2 separate regions of the Homo sapiens genome follow, and region 1 is linked to region 2. The links are chromatin loops, found by intact Hi-C in ENCODE. Cell type or tissue: PC-3. All regions are shown on one strand.

Evidence for each region. Hi-C counts contacts between places; a loop is a spot of excess contacts. Peaks named below come from ENCODE experiments on the same cell type or tissue, not always from the same donor. Only the 100,000 strongest peaks of a DNase experiment are listed, where the experiment ranks them.
Region 1: it touches region 2 in a loop (5-fold over the local background); 3 of 110 quality-filtered maps call a loop at or near these places.

What each region holds. Positions count from the first base shown.
Region 1 is chrX:22,313,493-22,315,992 of GRCh38, forward strand. The region is part of intron 5 of PTCHD1-AS (PTCHD1 and PHEX antisense RNA); the gene reads right to left. Among named protein-coding and RNA genes, the nearest start is that of CBLL2, 42 kb to the left of the region's middle. In PC-3, no CTCF peak of the experiment used is centred here; no DNase peak of the experiment used is centred here; H3K4me3 peaks cover 371 bases; H3K27ac peaks cover 940 bases.
Region 2 is chrX:22,364,560-22,367,059 of GRCh38, forward strand. All of the region lies in intron 5 of PTCHD1-AS (PTCHD1 and PHEX antisense RNA), which reads right to left. Among named protein-coding and RNA genes, the nearest start is that of CBLL2, 93 kb to the left of the region's middle. RefSeq lists an enhancer at 465-1,664. In PC-3, no CTCF peak of the experiment used is centred here; a DNase peak (open chromatin) is centred at 1,122; H3K27ac peaks cover 1,964 bases.

The sequences.
Region 1 (2,500 bases), 51 kb before region 2:
GCTATATTTTCTAACCTAAAAGAACTGGTAAAAGACTCAACATGGAATGTGACACAGATGGTCTCTACTAAGGGATATTTCTACCAATGAAACAGGCTTGCCAGTTAGTTTCCAAGGCTCTGATTTGCTGATAATTCACACTCTCCCCTTTTGGCTTGGTTCCCTAGCCCATCTCTCAGTGCCTGCATATTTAAAGCTGTCCCTGTCAGAAGGGAAATTGTAGGTAGAAGAACTCCACTTCCTGGTAATCTGATGGTCATTAAAACATGGTCATTGACCAAAACCCTTAAGGCACAGAGCTCTTCAGTTGGCTTATGAACACACTTTTGAGAGGATTAACTGCAAAGCGTGTTTAATGGAGGGCAAATCAGTCAGTCACAGGCAACACAAATGGATGCAAGTTTTACATTCTGGAAAGCTTTCTTGGGAGGAAATGCCTGTCATACTATGCAACAGAGGTTGTTCATTGTCATTCAACATGGGAAATGCCACAATGCCTACATTTGGGCATTTAGCTCTTGTGGAGCAGATTTCTGAAGACACAAAGTGGTGAGAAGAAAACACTGTAAATTAAGCTGTCAAGTCCATGTGCTTAGCTTAACGTAAATACGCATATACTCTGTCATTAAAAGCTCAGTGATGCTCTTGACCACCAGAGGAGGAGGAGGAGGGAGGAGGAGAGGAGGGAGGAGGAGGAGGAGGAGGAGGAGGAGGAGGAGGAGGAGGCATTTTTCTGTGAGTTTCTAACTTAGGTTTCGTCTTTTCCAGAGTTTGCTTTTTCAATCGTAACATACTTTTCCTGCAATTTTCAGGATTCTGTAGCCAGCTTACTTGCATGCATCCATTCATTTATGCCTCCGTGCATGCATCCATTCATTTCTGTATTGGTTCTTTCAGCAAGTATTTGTTGTAATGCCAACTAAGTGCCAAATCTCTTAGTCATGTTTCCGTGTGACTGGGCCAACAGTTTTCCTGAAGCTTGGATAGTATTTTCCACCTAAATTTTCTTCCAAAGATGAATAACTGTATATTTGTTACACGATAATTATCAAATGTGTGTCTCTTTATTAAGCTTGTGGTATACAACAGACACAACATTTAAAAAGGCTATTTAATTTGCAACTTGTAAGGTAAACCAGCCTAAGTTAAAAGGCTCCCTTTGTTCCCCATTTGATAACTATGGTAATGCCTGGTCTTCCTCTCTCTTAACTTTTACATCTTTAGAGAAGGAAACCTTTGGCTCCTTTTTCTCATCTGCTTGCCTTGGTGCTGAACTCCCTGAGTTCATCCTGGCTTTACTGTTCTGTGACTTTGCTTTGATTTAAAGTGCTCATAGCTTCTTCATTCACAACAAGACTGCAGCTTCTCTCTCAGTTTCTGCCTCCATCAGCTGCCAGAGGAGGAGTCCTGTGCGGGATGGGGAGGGGAGAGAATGACACAGCATCTCCTCCTCATTTCCTTTCCTTGCATCCACTTCTCCCTCTCCCTCTCCTCCCACCTCTCCTCCCTCTTCTTTCTCCCTCCCTCTCGCACCTTTCCTCCCCCTCCTTCTTCCTCCTCTGTCTTTCTTCTTTCTTGCTTATTTTTCTACTAGGCAGAAAAATAAGAAGAGGAGGAAAAGTATCTCACACAAGGTGTTTTAGATGGATAGAGTAATTTTCTCATTCCTTCCCACACCCTTCTCTCTTTCTCTTCTAAAAGAATAAATGACTTTATTTCTTTTAGCTCACCCACCTCAATCCCTTTCATCTTGATTTACCTGTTGGGGTGGAAGAAGCAGAGCTGGATATAGCTTCACTAACGGGTAATACTTTTCTTGGTAGTTCTAGCAAGAGGTTACCAACACAAAAATTTATAACCTCAATAATAGAGTTATTCAGAAGCAGTTTTTTTTACAGACCCTGTATGAGTCACACAGAGCAAAAACACTTCGCTGACATTTAAACGATATTTTAAAGCAAGATTTAAACTGTTTTCCTTACACTCATTATCAATGTTAGGATATTTTCTCAGTACTATTGCAGAATTTGTGCTGATCTATCCACACAGTTGCAACTGCGTTCCCCTTGAGACCAAGGATACATTCTGACAAGGTGGTAAAGATAGAAGCTAAGAGGACCACTTAAAAATCACTTAAAACTTGTAGATTTTTAACTGATTCAGTCAAACAGCTATATTGATACTATTTGGTCACTTGCTTACCATGAAAATATCCCTGAACAACTTGGATTTATAATGCATGATTTAATAGGTCAGCGCTCAAAAGAAAATAATCCAGGGTTGTAAACAATATTTTGACTGTCAACTAAATTTAAATATATCCATTACTGGAATCTTATTCAATGGTTTTAAACACAGATATATATTTTAATTTAAAGTAGTACATTTTAAAATATGAAATTTCCTTTATGGTCAAATATTTAAATCCTTGTAAAATTTAAAATATTACCACTGAATTTGAATAATCATCTTAAACCTTTGGGCCTTTTGATTTTCCCTG
Region 2 (2,500 bases):
TTTTGTTTCATTTGACTGTAAACTAGTGAACCCATTTCTGTTTTCACCCACAGCCCTTTGCCTAGTGTGTAGTTCATAGCAGGAATTTGATATTTTTTATAGGCCAAAGAGGTTCTTTCCTCAATGTGCAGCACAAGCCCAGTCTGAAAGTATTTTCTCTAATATTTTAAAATATTATCGACATTTAACCTTCACCATATAAATTATATGACATCTTCAGCTTACCTATCATTGTTCTTATTATCTAAACCATGACTTTTGCCATTTGAGTATAGAAGTGTCCTGAGTTACAGAGTCAAGGCTGGTTTCACTATGATGTCAACACAGACATTGGACGAGGAGTTCAGAATCCTGGCATCTGTTCGCTGCATCATGAGCAAGTTCACATTACCTCTGGAAGCTTCAATTTCTTTACTTTTTTGGTTTTCATTCTTTTAAAAATAACTAGATTGAACTGAACGATTTCTTTTGGTTTTCTTTTAGCTCTAACATTTTATGCTTCTATTAATGATTTAACATTCAGATAGAATATTAGTTTCTTTGTTTTGGAGTTTTTTGCTCAGCCTAAAGAAAGCCCAGTGGCTAGTCAGTGTTCCTGGGCTGGCTTCATTCTCCCTAGACCCCCTCCTAGTGGCTTGGTTCCCCTGAAAGACTCCTTTGTTGCCTTCTCAGAGTGTCCAGCCAAGATAGATCATGATGCATCCCATTGATGTTTTGTCTTATAGAAGTTCTAAACTAGCTACCTTCTGACCAGGACCTGAGGCCAATGTCAACATGCTTTGTTTATCCCATCAAGTAGTTTTTAATGTGAACCAATGCTATAAAATTGGGAGATTTCACACAAAAATTTAGATTTTTAGTTTCTTTAAAAACTCAAGATCTTTGGCCACATGGGGTTGGCATTCTTTTAGGGCAAAAACTGGCTGGGTCTGAGTAGCAGTGGCCCCCCTTTTGGACTGGAAGTTCACTCTCTGGTTCATGACTCACCATTCTGTGCTGCTTTTTGTGCCCTGCACTTCTCCCACATTGACTCACTTTCCCAGTCATTGTAGATATTTGGATTTGATCCACACAGGATGACCCAAGTTGGAAAGGCACCTCAATGACGAAACATCAGTGCAATATGAACCCTGTCCAGGTATGCAGCTCAGTTTCTCATCTCTTTTTGCTGAGACCTCCAAGAGTCACGTACCATTGGTCAAAGTATTATCTAAAAATAGTAAGCAAATTAAGGGAACAGGACTTCGCTGTGTTTAGTCATGGTTTTCACAAATGCCTCAGATCAGTGTTTCTCAGCCCTGGCTATGTGCTGGAGTCATGTGAGGAAGTTTGAAAAAAAAAATACTCATGTTTGGCCGGGCGCGGTGGCTCACGCCTGTAATCCCAGCACCTTGGGAAGCCGAGGTGGGCAGATCATGAGGTCAAGAGATCGAGACCATCCTGGCCAACATGGTGAAACCCCGTCTCTACTAAAAATACAAAAAACTCAGCCGGGCGTGGTGGCGGGCGCCTGTAGTCCCAGCTATTTGGGAGGATGAGGCGGGAGAATGGCGTAAACCCGGGAGGCAGAGCTTGCAGTGAGCCAAGATTGCGCCACTGCACTCTAGCCTAGCAATAGAGTGAGACTCCGTTAAAAAAAAAAAAATGTGTATATATATATATGTTTAAGTTTTACCCCAGAACAACTAGATCAGAATCTCTGGGGGAGAGGCCCAAGCATGAGTATTTTTTTTTTTTTAATCAGATGTTCTAATGTGCAGCCAGGGTTGAGAAACACCACTATAGAAGCTCCAAATCCACAAGTACTGACATCATCAGCCTAGAGAAATCCTCAAAAAGTCTGGGGAGTTATTTGTGGCTGGTTTTGCAGCCTTTATGGTGTCAGTAGAAACTGTACCTAAGAATAGCCTCCTCCTCACAAACTGGAATGCCCATCTGGCTGGGGTTTCCATCACACCTGGCAGTGCTGGAGAGATGCACTTCCAGCATGGGCCATTTAACCAGCACTACCTCCTTTCATTTATGTGAAAAATGTAGGGTGGAGTAGGGGTGGGAAAAAGGCCTAAATCTAGTGTTGACAGGTGAAAAAGAGAAGGGGGAGATGGAGGGCTGGTGACTTACAATCCAAATGGCATTTCATCTATTATGAAAAAAAAAAATGGTTTCAAGATCTTAGCTTTTAAGATGATTGAGGAAAGAGTGAAAAATAAACTGGTGGTAAGACAGACAAAAATATAAGTTAAGAAGAAGTTGCTTCTATTTGAAGTGTTTGTTTTCTTCCAAGTGTCCCCATTTGGGTTACTTTGATCTAGAACATCTGAAAAATGACTTCCCTCTTGGAGTGTTGTTAAAAATTTAAAAGACCAGGGAAAAATCCAAAGTAATGCCAAATTAATCATTGTTTCCAAAGTTTCCATAGATAAATTATTTCTCCAAACGACCCAGAATAATAGGGTGAGAAGAAGGGCTTTAAACAAGAGTGATTCAATGACATTTTCCT